Linked DNA regions of Homo sapiens: region 2 is linked to region 1. Evidence: chromatin loops called from intact Hi-C (ENCODE). Cell type or tissue: PC-9. All regions are shown on one strand. Each heading gives the region's core, and the rest is flanking DNA. Links, peaks and the distances in the headings are about the cores only.

What was found. Hi-C counts contacts between places; a loop is a spot of excess contacts. Peaks named below come from ENCODE experiments on the same cell type or tissue, not always from the same donor. Only the 100,000 strongest peaks of a DNase experiment are listed, where the experiment ranks them.
Region 2: it touches region 1 in a loop (2.3-fold over the local background); 1 of 110 quality-filtered maps calls a loop at or near these places.

Annotation. Positions count from the first base shown.
Region 1 is chr12:53,863,826-53,875,037 of GRCh38, forward strand. The region is part of intron 4 of LOC105378250 (a long non-coding RNA gene); the gene reads left to right. Among named protein-coding and RNA genes, the nearest start is that of HOXC13, 69 kb to the right of the region's middle. RefSeq lists enhancers at 3,994-4,163, 4,382-5,581. In PC-9, for the core only: CTCF peaks have their summits at 6,299 and 6,507; DNase peaks (open chromatin) are centred at 4,006, 4,856 and 5,876; H3K27ac peaks cover 3,336 bases.
Region 2 is chr12:53,948,043-53,956,245 of GRCh38, forward strand. HOXC12 (homeobox C12) reads left to right here and starts at 6,861. Exons shown (of 2, transcript NM_173860.3): 1 at 6,861-7,497. The coding sequence starts at 6,888. LOC105369775 (a long non-coding RNA gene) reads right to left here. Exons shown (of 3, transcript XR_944977.2): 2 at 7,849-7,925; 3 at 5,343-6,237. RefSeq lists an enhancer at 3,500-4,087. In PC-9, for the core only: a CTCF peak has its summit at 2,595; no DNase peak of the experiment used is centred there; H3K4me3 peaks cover 192 bases.

The DNA of each region.
Region 1 (11,212 bases), core at 3,250-8,249:
ATAATATTGGGATCAACATTCTTTTACATAACCTAGACTGCAATCTCATGGGTCTACTTGAGTTTCTTCAACTTGTTCTATGCCTCCAGACCTTTGCATGTGCTATTCTTTCTGTCTGGAATGCCATCCTTTCCTCATCAACTTGCCAAGATCTGATCCTTCATTTAAAGCCTAGCTTAAAATCTTCTCCAAGATTACGTCCCAGATCGCTCTAGCGAGAATTATTTCTGACCCTCCTGCAACTATAGTGTCACATTGTTTGAGTCTCTATTATACTACTAGAATAATATTTACATATGTATTTATCTCTTTTACTATTTTGTAGGTTATGAGAAGGTGGAAATTGTATATATTTTTTTCTCTTCTTTTTTTCCTCCTTATTCTCTGCCATCTTGTATCAATTTGAAACTAACTCCCCCAAGATTGTTTATGTTTTAACTGTATATCCCTTTATATTCCTGGGCTTAACATAATGCCTTGCATAGGAGATGCTCAAGAAATATAAATTAATTTGGATAATAGAGCCAGGTTTTTTTTTCTTGTTTTCAACTTTTATTTTAGATTTCAGGGCTACACATGCAGGTTTGTTACAAAGGTATATTATGTGATGCTGTGGTTTGGAGTACAATTGAACCCTTCACCCAGGAAGTGAGCATAATACCCAGTAGGGAGTTTTTCAGTTCTTAACCCCCTCCCACCTGTAAAGAGAGTTTACACTCTTCCTTGTTCTCCCATTTTTATGTCCATGGCAGCAGAGTTGTATAGCTTTATCAAGCTCATCTTCATTCCTCAGTACTCCCATCAACTACTCACTCTCCCACCATTTCAGTTCTCCTGACTTTCAACAAAGCCTTTTCATGCTAAGATAAACCTTCCATAGTTACCCTGTGTCATTTCTGATGGTCTGCACGGCTGTTCTGTTCTGTCCTATTCTTGTGTGCTCAATCCTGTAGCTTCGTTCTTGCCAAGCTCTGGTCTATTATCTCCTCTTCCTCCTCTGGAAAGTCTACTTTAACTAGCTTCCATAAATGTCCTTACCCCTCATTCTCCCAGCATTGATAGCGAAGATGGTACTCCAGCATTAATTCTCTGTTTATCTGTATCTTGTTTTCCATTGTATGGGAAACTTCCCCATACTGATATTCCTTTTCCTGTTAACCAGAGTTCATATTCATCCCCATAGCTTCCAGTTCCTCTAGTCAGAGAAATCATTGACTGGCTTTCTCTTGCTTGGAAAGTCAACCAACTTTAGCAAGTGACAATAAAGAGAGATTTAGAACCTACTGACCCTCTCAATCCCTTCCTTGCCCTCTCAGGCCCCCCTTTCAACCTTTCCTTCCTTCCACAAATGCTGGCTGAGCCTGCGTTATGTGCTAGGCGCTGCTATAGGTTACCATGCTTCTCCCCTGTATAAAGCTTATACTCGATGCTCCTTCTGAATGGGAGTTTAGATATTGGTCTGATACTAGAAACACTTAATCAAATGCTCCCAAACAATGTCATAAGTGTGAATTCTGATGGAGTACAGAATTAGGATATCTCTTCTCTGTAAGCCATTCTCTCCATTCTTGAAATTGCTATTCATCTTTGGCCCATCTCTCAGAACTTGATACAGAATAGTTTTTGTGTCTCATTCTGTGATGAGCAGTTAGTCCATCTCAAAAATAATTTTAGCGTTTACTGAAGAACCCCAAGGAGAGGAGTGGGGAAACTAGATAGTCTAATCTCCCACTGTCCCATAGAAACACATACATGTGAACTCACCTGCAGGCTTATGTAATTACATGTTGTTGAAACTAAATGGCTAAGTTAAACTGGAGTAAAGAAGTAATCTCAATTAGTTGCAGTTATAAGGGAAGACTCTGCAAGAAAAGGATTTGAGCTGGGTTTTGATGGGAGATTGTGGGAAGCAGTCTGTGAAGACAACACTCTAGGTGATGAGAGACATTCATTGTTCAGTCTGAGGCTTAAATGTGAGAAGAGTCAGGCTATGGGGGTTAGTGAAAGTGTTATCTTGGCTGAAGCATAGCTCTAAGTTGGAAAATTCCAAAGAAATGGGTTTAGTGAGAAATTAGGATGAAATTGCTAGAGGACCTAAATGACCAACCTAGGATGTGTCTTCCTAGCTGAAGGCAGGGCCATAAATAGAATAATTTCAGGAGGGCTAAAATGTTTATTCTTCCCCTTAGCTTTTGAGAACAAGAGACTAAGGTTTCTGGGACTCTGACTTTATATGACTAAGGTGCTCCTCTCACATGAAGTAAAGCATAAAGACCAAGTATAATGTAAACCTAATGTCTAGATTTTTCTATAATATTGTTTAAATTTCAGTTGTAATTATCTGTCCAAATGGACTCCACACTTTGTTTTGCCTCGTTCTATTCTGGAATCATATGATGGCCTGCAGAATTTAACTTAACCAGCCACATGCTCCTTGCCTCATTCAGCCTACCCATTTTTTCTGTATGAAAAGGTTTCACAGTAAAGCAAAGAAACTTTTACACCTGGCATCTATCCCTTGACCTTTAACTTTCTGGAGTCACCTTACTTGAAGGAAGGAAATACCACCTAGAAACTGCCCCTGGATTTTTCCCAGCCTGTTGCACAGAGGTCTTCCAAACCTGGGTTATGCTAACTGATGGCAGAGGAGAAGAGTCCCAGCCCTAGCTTCCCAAATTTTTGTGATATTTTCACCTTGAACCTCTGCTGGAATTTTCTCTGAAGCAGAAAGAAGAGGTGGTCACTTTTCAAATTGTTTATGCTTTTATACTTTTCAGATTATGAGGGGGAAATATTATAATGTGTCTACCTCTTCCCCTTGGCATATTTAGATTTAAAAGACAAAATATCAAGAAAGGAATTAATTTTGTAGAGAAATAATAAATAGAATTAGCAAAGAAGAACTTTCCAACAGCATGGTTTACTGAAGGAAACTGGGCAGTCCCTCTATCTGAGGATCTAGAAGAATAGGGTCAATTAGCATTTGTCTGCAGATTTTGAAGGCAGTGAAATGAATGAGAAGACTCTCCAAAGCTCTGTCTGCAGGCCAGACTCAGTGATATCAGAACGGGACATAGAGAGAGGAAGCAAGGGTGACTCAAACCCATCTTTTAAGGCCTCTCTTCCCTATGGTTGCGTGCACCTCTGGTTTCTAAAAAAATTTTTTTTTGCCTCGTTTGCTTCAGAGATGGGTGGCTTTGAGGAAGTGAAGATAAAATTTATTCAACCTAGATGTGTAAATAGAATTTTGTGACCAATTTTGATATGACTTTTATATCTAGACTTATAGCCAGGGGTGAATTTTCATACTGGCATAGGGTCAACTCCTTATTCCTGATTTGTGCACTATCCACTTTGTGGATTTTTGCAGACTCCATACTTCCACTGCCTTGGGTTTGACAGAAACACTGAGTCAGAGCAAGCATCAGGGATAGACTCAAAGGGTGTGTTTGTATGTATGTGTATGAGTGTAGGTATCCAAAGATAAAGCAATGAGGATTTATTTCACTTCTCTTTTCTCTTTGTAACACTAATTACATTTGTGAAACTGTTTAATGGTGGCCTCTACTACTAGACAGTAAGCTACATACAAGGCTTGTGCACCATTGAATACTTAGCACTTAGCATAGGACTTGGCACATGGCAGACACTCAGCAAATGACAAAATCATGTGGCCTCTGCTCTCATCCACTGACTCAGATAATGAGAAGTGTCTCCTCCTCAGGGGCCAGGGGGATGCTCTGCTATGGCAAGTGGAGGAATCAGAGATGATCCATGGAGCCTGTGATATGACCTCCCCAGTGAGGCTGTCAGCCCTAGGGTAGATTCCTTGTTGACTATCCTCTTCTTATCACTGGTAGCATCTTATCACAATACTTGGGGCACGGGCCAGGGAGTTACCCAGGGCTGAGGATGGGAGGAGGTAAGTCCTGGCTATCAGGATAGACATCTTATTCCAGCAGCAGTTGTCCTAGATGTGGCCTGTTTCCCAGCCCACTGACCTTTAGGGCACAGTGGGGGGTTGGGAGCATGAGTCAGAGAGGAATGTGGGACTGGTTGCTTGGGAGTTTCACTCTCTGGGGAGAAGCTGGTTCCCCATGCCTATCAGTTTTCTAATGGCATCTCTAGAGGCAGAGCCTAGAAACAATTACTTGAAGGAGTCGGACGAAGCACCCACACTCTTTTGAACCCCTAGGATGTTGGCAGGAAGATAATTTAAATAGATTTTAACAGGCACAGGACAGAAAAGTATTGTAGAGTATTTCAATAGAAATCTGAGGCTGGGTACAATGGCTCATGCATGTAATCCCAGCACTTTGGGAGGCCAAAGCGGGAGGATCACTTTAGCCCAGGAGTTCAAGACCAGCCAGAGCAGTATAGTAGGACCCCGTATCTACTAAAAACAAAAAGCCAGATGTGGGAGCACGTGCCTGTAGTCCCAGCTATTCAGGAGACTGAGGTGAGAGGATTGCTTGAGCCCAGGACGTTGAAGCTGCAGTGAGCCCTGTTCATGCCTCTGCACTCCAGCCTGGGTGACAGAGCGAGACCCTGTCTCAACAAAACAAAACAAAACACACGCACACACACACGCTCAAAAAAAAAGAAAAAAAAGAAAAAGAAAGGAAAATTTAAGATATCCTCTTATCCATACTTCTGCCTCCATCCCAGATAAATACAAAATCTCTCTTTGAAGATTTTCTAAAGTGAGGGGATTCCACTGTTAGGTAACCATGGTAACCACTACACCACAGCACACTTATGAGAACATTCTACTGTTAAATCTAGCTGAATGTAGCCTGCAACATGGAAGCCATGACCAGGACAGTGGAAGTGCAGTGTGAATTATCCAAGCAATCATTTCCTCATTCCTTGGGTGGGAGTGGGCAGACACGCCCAGGAGTCCCTCACCCTGCCTCCCACGATGCTCTGCTTCTTCATACAGTGCACACAGTGGTGGGAGATGGCAGCAGGGGCAGAGAGGCCCTCATTCTGGAGAGGGGACCTATGAATCTTGTAAATATGATGACATCAGCAATGACAGACTCTTCAGCCGCCTGGTAGTCTGTCATTGAAGCCAGGAATTCAGCACACGCTCAGACACACCCAGCCTTCACCATGGGTTCCCAGAAGCAAGTTCTCGCATAGCCACTAGGCTGGGAGGACCCTCACTTAACCAACCCTCCCTGACAAGCTCCAAGGCCTCAGAGTCGAATCCTAAATTTCCAACTTAGCAATAATTTTTTTTAAATTGCATGATGCTGAGGCTTGGGGTATGGATGATCCCGTCACCCAGGTAATGAGCATAGTACCCAGTAGATAGTTTTTCATTCCTTGCCCCTCTCCCTCCTTCCCCTCTCCAGTAGTCCCCAGTGTCTGTTGTTGCCATCTTTATGTCCATGTGCGCTCAATGTTTAGCTCTCACTTATAAGTGAAAAGATGCGGTATTTCGTTTTCTATTCCTGTGTTAGTTCACTTAGGATAATGGCCTCCAGCTACATCCATGTTGCTGCAAAGGACGTGATTTCATTCTTTTTTATGGCTGCATCCAACTTAGCAATAATTTTTATCCCTCTCTGTTTTCATTCTCAACAGTGCCTAAGTTGTTCATGCTGGTTGTTCTCAGGTGTTTTAACCTCCCCAGTGAGTGAGATCCAAGATTCATGGCATTATCATGGGAAATTCTTTCATTTTGGTTTAACTGAAATTTGTTTTTGTTATTATCATCAGAGTCTAAAACTGATCAAGCCAGAAAACTTCTACACTGCTCTGAAGTCCCAGACAAATAGGCTGGAGATTTTTCCTGCTGTTCTCCACCTCTCTCCATAATGAGATGCTTTGTTTCCATGAATTGGCCCTGATCCAGACTTCTAGACTCTATGACAGGACATTTCATCCCTCCCTCTGCCTCCAGGCAGGACTGAACTTAACTCATGCCAGGCTGAAGGGTGTCTCCTTCAGACCTTGTTTCAAGATTTCCTGACTCTTTGGCCTCTTTCAGGTAAAAGCGCACAGCTGATTGCCCCAATGCCTAATCTTAATTTCCTAATGGCAATTCTAGCTCATTTCTTTTCATTGTGGAAAGGAAGATCCACATCTCCCTTATACCTTTCCAGCTAAAATTATCTCAGTTCTTTTATAATGCTTCTCAGATATTAATTTGATCCCATATCTTCTTTGTGCTAGAGGAGGAAAATTAGTGTTAGATGAAATGCGCTCCATTATCTGAGTATTGTTGGCCTGAGCTAGTATTCCATATTTTTATCACTTTTGTTATTGTGCTCCTCACCAACATATCTCATTCTTTCTTTGCATGGAGACTTCAAATATCAGTTTTATCTACCTGGAATGCCTTTCCCTCTCTCATCAGTCTTGACCTTCCATTACTTCCAAATCCTGTTCCATTCTCCCTCTCTAGACGACGTTTCCTAACTCTGCATTTTCTGTGTATTCCTGATTCTTCTGAATCCTACTAGTGGCAATGTAAAGAACTTCATTCAGCTGGCCTTAAGATCTGCCCTTGCCTCACTCTCTCCGAGTATGAAGCATGGATAAGAAGAGTTCTGAGAGCTTGCAGGGAACCAGTAGCACAGCGTAGTGGGATGTATATAGCAAGTCAAGAACTTGGGAGTTCTAGTGTGGGTCTATAACCCTGTGCACCTCATAACCTCTCTGGCCTTTCCACTTAATTATGTATGGACAAGGAAGCATTGAATTAGGCCATCTCGAAGAATTCTTTAACTTTATAAATGTTGTGAATTTGTGCTTTCCTCTCTTTCTTGGTCTCTTTCAATATCATGGACAGAACTCTACAAGCAGAGAAATCACAGAATAGGAGAATATGAACTAAAAGGCATAGTCGATAGGGAAAAACTTCATTTTAATATGGAGGTAGTGCTGGTCATAATAATTGGAAATTTGTAGTGAGAATGGGGGCAGGCTGCTGCACCTCCTTAACCTCTTGCAATCTTTTTTTTTTTTTTTTTTTTTTAGACGGAGTCTCGCTCTGTCACCCAGGCTAGAGTGCAGTGGTGCGATCTCTGCTCACTGCAAGCTCCGCCTCCCGGGTTCACGCCATTCTCCTGCCTCAGCCTCCCCAGTAGCTGGGACTATAGGTGCCCGCCACCACGCCTGGCTAATTTTTTGTATTTTTCATAGAGACAGGGTTTCACCGTGTTAGCCAGGATGGTCTCGATCTCCTGACCTCATGATCTGCCTGCCTCGGCCTCCCAAAGTGCTGGGATTACAGGTGTGAGCCACTGTGCCTGGCCTCCTCTTGCAATCTTACAAACATTGCTGTGATGTGTTTTAAAGAGTAAGGAGGCTGGGCACAGTGGCTCATGCCTGTGATCCCAGCAATTTGGGAGGCCAAGGTGGGCTGATCACCTGAAGTCAGGAGTTTGAGAACAGCCTGGCCAACTTGGCAAAACCTCATCTCTACTAAAAGTACAAAAGTTAGCTGGGCATAGTGGCACATGCCTGTAGTCCCAGCTACTTGGGAGGCTGAGACAGAAGAATTGCTTGAACCCAGGAGGCGGAGGTTGCAGTGAGCCAAGATTGTGCCACTGAACTCCAGCCTGGGCAACAGAGCCAGACTCTGTCTCAAAAGAGAAAAAAAAGGTAAGGAAATGGAAGTGGCTCTGGCCTAATTTCTACCTCCTCAGCACAGTGGCCATCAGGCATATCCTAGCAATATGCTTGTACTAATGTAAAAAGCTTGCTCCACCCTCATTCAAGTCACTGAAGGAAGATCCTACATTAAGTTGTTACTCATTTCTTTCTTGGGAAATTCCCAAGTCCTATATGAGTAGAGAAGAACATTTCTATCTGGAGTCCAAAAGTCTTCATTTTCTAAATAGAACTTAAGTTTGTTCTATGATATGTTGGTCATTATGCTTCATAACAATCCCTGAAAATAAAGACTGTAAAAGAAGTAATTTATAAGGTTATGTGGTCTTGTGTGCGTGTGTGTGTGTGTGTGTGTGTGTGTGTGTTTGAGATAGAGAGAGACAGAAATTCATGTGATTTTCACTGTGGACTAGAGGAGTCTTAGAGAAATGTCATACTGACCATGCCACTTACTCTAAGCAGGGATAGATTCACATGTTATTTATTTTGAATCACATTATCTTAAGCATCTGGACAACTTAGATTTTATTCAAAGCTGAAGAGCTAGAGGAGAGAGGGGAGGGAAAGTAAGTATAGGGTATTTATTAAATACCTACTGTATGTTAGGTATTGTGAAAGACTTTATATATCATATATACTCAACATAAGGTGAGATTTTATCTTCCCAAGCTACTTTCTCAGAAAAGAGGAAGTTATTTTATATTTGAATCCTTACAAAGTCTTACATTATAGGGTACTTTCTCAATTGCTTTTTAAGGAAGACACATTAGTCTGTAAAAGCAAAAAGCAAACAACCTCTTCACCCCCAAACAAACAAAAAATAACCAGTGAGGGTTTGGATTACCTATAGAGGCCATTTGATGGGATTTCTTTTTTAAGTGGACTTCAGTTTCTGGGAATGTGAAAGGCTTGGGCTGGGTTATTTGAATCAACGTTCCTGCTGAAAATAGCTTTAAAATGCTGGATAAAATAGTTAAGACATCTTAAAAGCATGAAAGAGCCAACAAAATAGTAGGGAAATATCAGGTCAAAATCTAGTTGAAAGTGAAAACTCAAAGTGATAAGTGAAACAAAAAGGCTACTTTTAACCAGAAGGTATTTGCTGATAGAAGCAAACTTGCACTCTGGTTTTGATGGCTGGTCTGAGAACTTCAAACTCATGGCTGGCCCGAAGTTATGAATCTAATAGGAGACTGACCCCATATAAAACTGAAAAATCAAAGAGTTATACCCTTAGTGTAAGGTGAAATAGAAGTAAACCTAGGCTGGGCATGGTGGGTCATGCCTGTAATCCCAGCATTTTGGGAGACCAAGGTAGGAGGATTTCTTGAGCCAAGGAGTTCAAGACCAGCCTGGGCAACATAGGAAGACCCAGTCTCTACAACTAACAAAATCAGCTGGGTGTGGTGGCACACACTTATGGTTCCAGGTACTTGGGAGGCTGAGGCTACAGTGAGCCATGATTGTGCCACTGCACTCCAGCCTGGGTGACAGGATGAGACCCTGTCTCCAAGAAAAAAAAAAGTAAACCTACCCCCTCTGCCACATCTCCAAGGGACTATAAGAAAGTTTCCTTGGTGCTGAGCAGAGCAGAAGGAAAAAGTCCAAGCCAGCCTGATTTGCAGCCCAAATTTATATCACCTAGGTAGTAAAAGAAAACCTCAAACCTTGAATTTAATTTTAAATGATTCCAGATTAGTATTTCCTTTGGGGACCTAGCAAAAGCAAAGGCAAATCCTCCCTCAATGAAGACCTCTTCATCCTAAGCCTCAAAAATCTCCACAAGTAATTCTTCAAAGGCAGTGAGCAAATAAGCACATAGGGAGAGAAGGCACCGTGAGTAAGAATCAGCAAAAACAACAGACAGCAGAAACAGATGCACAAAGCCTCCAGAGATTGAAACTACCTGTTAGGCACATGTTAAAAAACAAGCCTGAAAATATTTCCGGGAATGTAAAAAGTGATCTAATGGATTTAAAGCAGAACCAAGTAGAATGATTCTAACAGCAAATTGGACCCAATTGAAGAGATAATTAGTAAATTAGGAGACAGATCAAAAGAAATCCAGAATGAAGCACAATGTGGTGAAAGTATGAAAATATCAAACAGAGTTGAGATATATGGAAAATAGAGGGAGAAGACCCGTATCAACCAATAATTAAGGCTCCAAAATTAAACAAGACAAAGAATAGAACAGAGGCAATGTTTGAAGAAATAATGACAGGATTTTCTTAAACTGATTAAAGTCACTCAGAAGCCCAGTGAATTCCAAGCAAGATAAATAAATAAAAAAAATAAATCCAACCCTAACATATGAAACTACAGAACATGAAATATGAAGAGAAAAATAAGGAGATAAGAAAAAAGATAAAAATAAGAAAAATAAGGAGATAAGAAACTTCTGCTTCTGGTCACAAAGAAGTAACTGACATGAAACTTGTCCTTCCATCCTAAACAAGTGCTATATACATGAAAATATATATATATATATATTTACTGAATGGGTTTAATAACAGATTTGACACTACAGAAGAAAAGATAAATGCGCTTGAAGACATAGAAAGAAACCATACAAACGGAGGCATAGATAGAAAAAATACTGAAAAACAAAAAGAAGGCATTAATGACTGCAGGGACAATATCAAGTAGTTTAACATTTATGTAATAGGATTAAGAAAATTTTGATGGAATAATGGATAGCTTCCCCTCAATTTAATAAAAACTATAAACCTATAAATTTAAGAAGCTCAGTGACCCTAGGCTGGCTAAACATAAAGACAACTACACCAAGGCACATCATAATCAAATTGCTGAAAAATTTTAAAGTAGCTAGGGAAGATATATTAAATATAAGGGAACAAAGATAAGAATTATTAGACATGGTTTGTCAGCATCAATGTAAGCCAGGAGACATTGGAAGAACATTTTTTTTTTCACCTAGCAAATTAGCAATTTTTATTTCTTTGTTTCGTTTTATTTTATTTTATTATTATTATACTTTAAGTTTTAGGGTACATGTGCACAACGTGCAGGTTTGTTACATATGTATACATGTGCCATGTTGGTGTGCTGCATCCATTAACTCGTCATTTACATTAGGTATATCTCCTAATGCTATCCCTCCCCTGCTCCCCCCACCCCACAACAGGCCCCGGTGTGTGATGTTCCCCTTCCCGTGTCCATGTGTTCTCATTGTTCAATTCCCACCTATGAGTGAGAACATGCGGTGTTTGGTTCTTTGTCCTTGCAATAGTTTGCTGAGAATGATGGTTTCCAGTTTCATCCATGTCCCTACAAAGGACATGAACTCATCATTTTTATGGCTGCATAGTATTCCATGGTGTATATGTGCCACATTTTCTTAATCCAGTCTATCGTTGTTGGACATTTAAGTTGATTCCAAGTCTTTGCTATTGTGAATAGTGCCGCAATAAACATACGTGTGCATGTGTCTTTACAGCAGCATGATTTATAATCCTTTGGGTATATACCCAGTAATGGGATGGCTGGGTCAAATGGTATTTCTAGTTCTAGATCCCTGAGGAATCGCCACACTGTCTTCCACAATGGTTGAACTAGTTTACAG
Region 2 (8,203 bases), core at 40-5,039, 81 kb after region 1:
TCTGCACACAAACCCATATATAATCATATGAGGTAGTCATCCCATATTGAGGGAACCACCCCTAAGGCTCTAGAAGGGAATAATGAAAAAAAAGAAGAGGAGCCAGGGGCGATGGCTCACGCCTGTAATCCCAACACTTTGGGAGGCTGAGGCGGGTGGATAGCTTGAGCTCAGGAATTCCAGACCAGCCTGGACAACATGGTGAAACCCAGTCTCTACCAAAAATAGAAAAACTTAACCTGGCATGGTGGTGCATGTCTGTGGAGGCTGAGGTGGGAGGATCTCTTGAACCCCGGTCGGGGGCAGGGGGGTGGAGGTTGCAGTGAGCTGAGATCTCACCATTGTATTCCAGCCTGAGTGACAGACCGAGACTCTGTCTCAAAAAAAAAAAAAAAAAAAAAAAAAGAAGAAGAAGAAAGAGGAGGAGGAGGTGAAGAAGAAGAAAAAGGAAAGCCTGTGCAGGCTCACTACTGGTGCATTGGGACACTGGTAAGCCTAAAAAGGACCTCAGTTCCTGAGTGCCTGTGAGCCCTCGTGCAGTGCATTAAATATACCCAGATTTATTTTGGAGGAGTATCATGCCTGGACTTATTTGGATATGACTTTACCATAAGAGTAAGCAAACACTGTGTGAGTGTGTGTGAGCATGTGTTTCGGGGAGGCACATTTGTGAAATATATTATTCTTTCCCTGAATAAGGATTTCTTCTTTAACACAACTCTGGTTGTGTTGATTTCTTACCTTTCCTTCTCCCAAGAATTGGCATTGTCTTTGGGGACTCTATGAGATAGTTCATCTCTTAGTCATGTCTCTAATATGTCTTTCTCTCCAAGGCCAGCCTCCTAGTGTTTGTGTTAAAAGTAAGACTAAGTGTGAAGGCAAATATGAGGATACCGGGGGTACAGGGTGATCTGAATTGCTGGTGAAACCTCTGTGAGGAAACGCAGACACACAGAGGGGCTGAGACTCCTGCTATCTTTCTCATAATCTGATGGTACTCCCCACTTCCCCTATCTCCCTAGGCCAGAGCTGGGAGGCCCAGGCAGCCAAGGGCCTCACAGGACTCTCCATCTAGTGGTCACTCTCCGGGGCTGCCAGAGAGGGCTTCAAGAGATTCTTTGCTGAGCTTGGGGGAAAAACCCTTCCCCACCCACATCTTAGTCTCCAGACAGAGGCCCAGCAGAATGGGCCTTTCAGCCAGCAGTCCCACAGCCGGAACCCAACTGAGAGAACAAGGGCAGCAGTTCTTTCCGCAGATCCCTCCATGACTGTCTGCTCCAGAGACCATCTGCTCCTGGGGTTGATCCACAGGCGGCTGGGTGAGCAATGTGGGGACAGTAGGCCAGTGTGGGTGCAAGGCAGGGGCAGGCCCCTGGGGCAGCCGCTATCTCTCTGAACAGCCCTCCTATTGGAGGTGGGGTCCATGCGGCAGGCAGCCCCTTCAGTGGCTCCATCTGTTCAAAAGAGAACTCCCCACCCTAGGATCTGCTGGGATCTGTGTTGGGTGGTATTGGAGCCCACCCCCAAGAAAACTCCAAGAGTGGTTCAGGCAGATGTATATCTAGACCTGCACTGGTGGAGAATTGAGGGGCCCTGGGGAGCTAGGGACTTCTGGGAGGAGGAGGAGGGGGCCAGAGCCTTTTCAAAACCAACCAGGCTCTTCCTCTTTTAGCCTTGACCGTGACTAGGTCTTTCTGACCTTGACATCACAGGGAGCACAGGGAAGGGGGGGGAGGGGTGGAAAAGGCCTTGATCTTCCGGTGGCCAGCGAAGGGGAGGGCTGCTTGCCCCCTTGACGCGCCATCCCCCTTCCCGCAGGAGCCCGCCGCCTCTGTTTACACACAGAGGAGGTGTCGTCTCCAGTCTAGACAAGGGCGCTAATAACGCCCATAAAAGGCGGCCTCTCCAGAGATGCTCTGGCAACTCCGCTCCCGCGCGCCTGCCGCTGGCCGCTTTCTCCACCTCCCCCCGCCCCGCCCTTCTCTGATACCTTGGCGAGGCCGGCGCACGGGCCTGGGGACGGGGAATCCAGAAGGCTTCTAGAGGCTGAGAATTCCTATCCCTCACCCTTATGAACCTCTTCTGTCTCCAAAGGTAAGTGGACCCTTGTTCCTGTCCGCGCTCTCCCAGCCTAGCGAGCCCCGGGGTTGGTAGTCCATTCCCCACCCCCACCTGCCTCCTGGTGGGGCCCATTGCTCCCACCCCAATCTGCCCAAGCCCCTTCCTCTGCCCGGAACTGGGGCCCCAGGTTTGGAAAGCAGTTGTGTAGCGGTGCTCAGCAGACCCTAAGCAGATCTCAGCTCCTCCCCAGAGCTGGGCCGGGCCAGTGGACAGGGTCAAAGCCAGAAAAGGAGGCCGAGGGGTGAGGGCACACCGGGTAGTCCTCACCCCCACCCAGCTTAGAGGTCGGTGGAGACGATTCACTGTTGCATTGCAGGCGGCTATGGGTGTGGCATTTGATGTGATTTTTTTTTTTAACTTGGTTCCCACACCTTCCCTGACACTCAGTAATTCACTAGGTGGAGGAGATCCTCTGCTGGTGGAGGGGGAAAATGTCAGAGCTGCGGCCCTATTTAACTGTTAGCGCGCCACCGAAGGAAACACAAAACGGGGGAAGGTGGTCCATTTAGGGATGCTCAGGTTGGGGTGGAGAGATGGCCTCCCAGATGTCCTTGCCTGGGGGCTCTCACTTCCCCCGCATTTTCTGAGAGGCAATCGGGCTGGAATCTTTTGGTGACAGAGGACTAGAGAAGCCGCGGGAGAACTGGAGAAGGTAGGGGCTCCGTTGGCCCCAGGCTACTTGCCTGAGCCTAAAAGCCTTACTGGGCTCCGTCACTGAGCGTTCCTACAAGCCTCCCTCCTCCAGGCTGCAAATCCCTAGAAAGCAGCACCTGGGGAAGGGATTTCCCAATCTGCTCTTTACCTCCCGGGCACCGGCAGGGAGGGCTGGGAGCCAGGTGGGCCCCAACCCCTGAAGGAGCCTGGAAGCCATGAAATAGGAGACTGAGCTCCCTACTCTACCCCCCAGCCTTGTTTGAACCCGACAAAAGTCAGGTCCCAAGCCTAAGTTGCCCCGAAGGGGCAAGGCAGACAGGGCTGCAGGGTTGGGCGGGGGGCAGGGAAGGGGGCAGGCCCTCCCACTCAGCCCCCTTCTCATCTTCCCTTCTCTCCGCCGGCCAAATCCCTGCTCACACCCCTGCTGGTGCTGAGTCCCGGCCTAATTTGCATACGAGGCAGAACCGCTTTCTGCAAACTAGACAGTGACCTTGAACTGGGCCGCTGCGGCCTCTGGACAGACCAGGGGTAAGGCAGCACTGCGCGGAATCACTCCCGACCACGGGTCGGCGGGGGAGCCAAAACGCAGTCACTCACAGCCGATTCCCCGCGGTCTAAGCCGCCAGCAGCCACGTTGCCTCTCCCACCAGAATCAGCGTAGATTTTATAATTAACTCCTTTCGCTGGGCTCAGCCGCAGTGGAGGCTGCTAGGATGCAGGAGGGATGGAGGCACAGAGAAGGTGTGAGAGAGGCGGCGGGGCATCCAGCTGGAGGACGAGCTGAGGGACACAGGCTGCCTTGGTCTTCAAGGAAAGCCTTGGACCACATCCTTGCTTTCAGCTTTAATTAACCCCGAGTTAATGAGCGAGGCTTAGTAGAGCCTGGCCAGCTGCGGCGGGAGCCAGTGGCCCAGGGGCCAGCAGGCAGGCCACCGCTCTAGCCTTGTGATCTGATAAATGTACGGGAGAGTTCGCACCAATCGCTCCACGGTTTGGGTGCCTCGGCCTGACCACCTATAGTTTTGCGCATGGTCAGCGAAGTGCCGGCGGGTTAAGCCCGGCTAGACACGGCTGCCCCGACTCCTTGGGATGCGAGTCCCTCGCCCAGCCCCAGCCTGCTCCCGGCGAACAGCTCTCGCCGAGGCTGGATTTAGATTTTAAGCGTCTCACCCGAGCCTCCCGCCGGCCCCGGGGACCCAGACTGGGAGCTGCATTTTTGTCCGAGCCCGGTTAAAAAACGGGTGCCTGAGTTGCGTGTGTCGCGGGGTTCCTTAACCACAAACGGAGCCTCGGTGGTGCACCGGAAGGCTGGACGCTTAGATTACCTGGGTCCTTGCCAGAGTCCTGAAAACCCCTAGGTTCCCGGTGGGTCTCAGGGAGCAGGACACCGGGGATGCGAATTTTGCTAGTGGTTGTCGACAGCTCTCCCTGAGAGGAATCAGGGTCAGCTGCAAAGAAGAAAGAGGGGTTTGTGCGTGCTTCTTTGCCCGCCGAATCCAAAACCTGGGGAAAACGGCCCTCTTTGATGAGGCTAAATCAGGCTAGAAGAAATGCGTGCCTGGAAGAAGGACGCCTTCACCCAATCTTCATTTCTCCTGCGTTGCATCCGCCGCCCTGTGGCCGCTGCTCCTCACGCTCAGCGGCCTGGCCTGGGAGGGCAGCGAGCAGAGCTCCCGGCCTGGGAGTTGCCTGCTGGGGTGGAGGGAATGGGGAGAGGCTGAGACCTTCCTCTTGGGGTCCCTCTTCTAGGAGATTGGAATTATCTGGGAAGGGAAAAGAGAATGAGGAGAATACTCCACCCCTCAAAGGCTAGTGATTATTTGGCAAAGCCCAGCTCGGCATCCCTCACACCAACAATAGCGGCTGAGCGCAGAGGCCTGGAGAGCCTGGGCGCAGACCTAGCTGCCCGCACGATGTTCTGATTGAAATCAACAGCAATATTAATGTCACACCCTGTTTATCTTTATGACCAAATTAACCCTCAAATAAAATGTTTTTTAAAAACTAAAATTTCAATGGCGCTCATCAATGTATCTTGAGAAGGGGAAATAAGATGTTACAGATGCTGTGACCTGGAATTTGCAGCTGAGAGATGCTCCTCTCCGTAGCCTCCCAGCCCCTTATCAGTTAGGCACAAAAAGGCCAATCCAGGCTGAGTCTCCTGCTCATTCCTTGGCGCCACCGGCTCTAACTGAAGGTGGCGGCTTCGGGTTTGCAGCCCATGGCTTGCCCTAAGTTCCGACAAGTGCGCCTAACGCGGGGCCGGCTCCTGGGGGCGGGAGGGGCTGGACCAGGCCGGGCAGCTAGGCAAGCAGGGGCGGGGAAGGGGAACCGGCCAAGCAGGGCAAGGGACAGGCACCGAGCTGCGAGCTTCGAACTGCTCCGGGCAGGGCGGCGCCCGCGGGGACACATTTCTGTCGGAGTGAGCAGCTACGGTTTGGGATATGAAATCGCCCGGGGAGCGGTGGAATTCAAAGAATCTGCGTTTCTCTCTGCCGCGTCCTGCAGAGGAGAGAGGGGAGGGAGAGGAAAAAAAGGGAGAATCTTCTCTGCTTCGATCTGCTTTTGCAGCTTTGGCTTATTCTCAGGCTTTCTCTGATATTTAACTTTCACCTAAATGGGTTTCTTTCTCATTCTCTCCGAATCTCTGTCTCCAATTTTCTTTCAATCTTCTGGTATTTTTTCGTATTTAGACGTTTACTGAACTATTTATCCAACCCTGTATTACTTAAGCCATGCATTGGTTAGAAGCTCGAAATAATCACATGGAAATTCGAGTGTTTTTTCTATTAGACCCCAAAAGGATACATCTGGTTTGGGGGAGTTTTATTTTGTCTTTCTTTTTAATCCGCTTGGCTGTGTTCTGTGGACCTAGTTGAGATCGGATTGTGGTTTTGCAGATGTTGATTATCTCACCAATGGCCAGCATTGCTTCTCGGCCTTCTCTGGAGGGAGCTTCTGAGTTTGCACCATAAATATAATTTCACCCCCCAATAAGATAATTCTTCAAGGGTTTTTTCCCTCAATCCTAGCCCCCTCAGGAGGCAACCTACTGCGGGCCTCTGCACTGCTATCTGATGGTCCCAGGGGCAGGCTTGGCCGGTTCTGGGGTGCAGTTGTCTCCTCCGCAGTGAGAATTAGGCCCCTCTCAGCCCAGTCAAGCCCTGTTAGGGGTCCAAAGCTTCCCACTGCAAAGACTCCAGGAGGCCCCCAGAAGCTCCTCAGTTCCCCGGAAATGACAGCAGAAGAGTAGTTCGCCCCCAGATTTTCAGGAGCAGGCAGGCAGGTCCATGTGGAGCTAGGCACCTCCTTTTGCTGCATTCTCTACCTCCCTTCCGCATCCTTCCTCTAGCCGTGAGTGGAGGTGTGAGGCTGGGTGGCTCCCGGCTCCAGAGGAAAACCCGGCATTATCAATTATCCTTGAGTATTGGGGAAGAGGACTCCAAATGTCTCTCCAAATTCCTGAGGATAAAGAGCTGATAAAGAAGTGTGCAGCAGCAGCTGGGGCGGGAAGAGATAACGGCAGGGAAACCTGTCCTTACCCCCACTTCGCCTCTACTGTAAATAAACCCCGAGCCAAAGGGCTCATCCGTCTCCTTAAACAGTCAGTAAACTTTATATGACACAATATCTAATAGTAATTTATTGAGGAGATATTGTAAATTCCAACGGTTTTAGTTAATAAAGAAGCTAATTAAAGAGGGACAGGCTGTGCTTGGCCAGCTGTTGGCGATAAGATAATATATGGGGGGGGGTGCAGGTTATAGGGGTGTATATATGCGGGCATTTTTTGGTGTGTGTTTTTTCCCTTTTGCCCCGTGTTGGGCAATTGCTTTACTCTCTGCGTTAGGTTATATACATTGTTTTAGAAAATCAGTTCAGCAAATAAACCTGCCCCCGCCCTTTGTTACCCCACTCACCCCCAGGATTGGGGAAGGGGGAAGTTAGAGTGCGGGATGGGATGGTGGGGGGGGGGGATCGGTTGTCCCCACCCCTCCCCCTGGCGGCCGTGCCCACGTGAGTGGGGCGGCCAATGGGTGACTGGTGCAGATTTAACTATGTTTAATGTCAGATAGCAATAAAGTAGAAGCTGCCGGTCGGGCCCCGCGGAAATGGGCGAGCATAATCTCCTGAATCCCGGGTTTGTGGGGCCGCTGGTAAACATCCACACGGGAGACACCTTCTACTTCCCCAACTTCCGCGCGTCCGGGGCGCAGCTTCCCGGGCTGCCTTCGCTGTCCTACCCACGCCGCGACAACGTGTGCTCCCTGTCCTGGCCGTCGGCGGAGCCGTGCAATGGCTACCCGCAGCCCTACCTCGGCAGCCCAGTGTCTCTCAACCCTCCCTTCGGCCGCACGTGCGAGCTGGCGCGCGTGGAGGACGGCAAGGGTTACTACCGCGAGCCGTGCGCCGAGGGTGGCGGCGGGGGCCTGAAGCGTGAGGAGCGCGGGCGCGACCCGGGAGCCGGGCCCGGGGCAGCGCTGCTCCCGCTGGAGCCGTCGGGGCCGCCTGCGCTCGGCTTCAAGTACGACTACGCGGCGGGCGGCGGCGGTGGCGACGGCGGCGGCGGCGCAGGACCTCCGCACGACCCGCCCTCCTGCCAGTCGCTGGAATCCGACTCCAGTTCGTCCCTGCTCAACGAGGGCAACAAGGGCGCCGGCGCAGGCGACCCCGGCAGCTTGGTATCGCCGTTGAACCCCGGCGGCGGGCTCTCGGCCAGCGGTAAGGACCCCGGCCACTCAAGCGGCGGATTCAAACCCGACCTCTTACCAGGGCGGGCAGAACAGGACTGAGCTAGGGACGCCCAGGGTGACAGAATGTGTGGCGAGGAAGAGCTTCTTATAAAATGAAGTGCGGGTGGGGGGAGCCTATAAACATGTAAACATCCCCACAAAAGAAATGGAGAGTGTTCCTTTTTCGTCTGCCTGCGGCTGGAGGCGGCAGGGATTCCGGAGTTGGGGGATCCTGACGGGGACTCCCCAGGCCTGGGGGTGAGGAGGTGGGGACAGAAAGCCCGGCCCTAGTTCTCCCAGGCGCCTCTCCCTCCACCTTCCCACAGACCCCATTACTTACATTTCGAAAGAAATGCCAGTGGATGCGTTTACTCTGCCATTCGCCCATATCTGTTGTAACTGATCCGGGATCCAGTCCTGAAGGATGTGAGAGGAAGGGACCAGGAAATAGGGAAGAAGAAAATTGGGGAGAGGTTTGGGAAAAAAGGAGGGGATAGGGACTTAGAAGGGTCATGAATAGTGCAGCAGGAGGTAGGGTTGAGGAGGTAAGAGCAAAGAATGAAAGGAAAAAAAAGAGTAAAGAAAGTGGGGGAGTTGGTGGGGATGTGGGTCTGGGTAGAAAAGACGATTCAGATGACTGGCGGCAAGGAGAAGGGAGAGAAAGGGCCTGGAGTCCAGCTGTGAGGCGAAGGTGA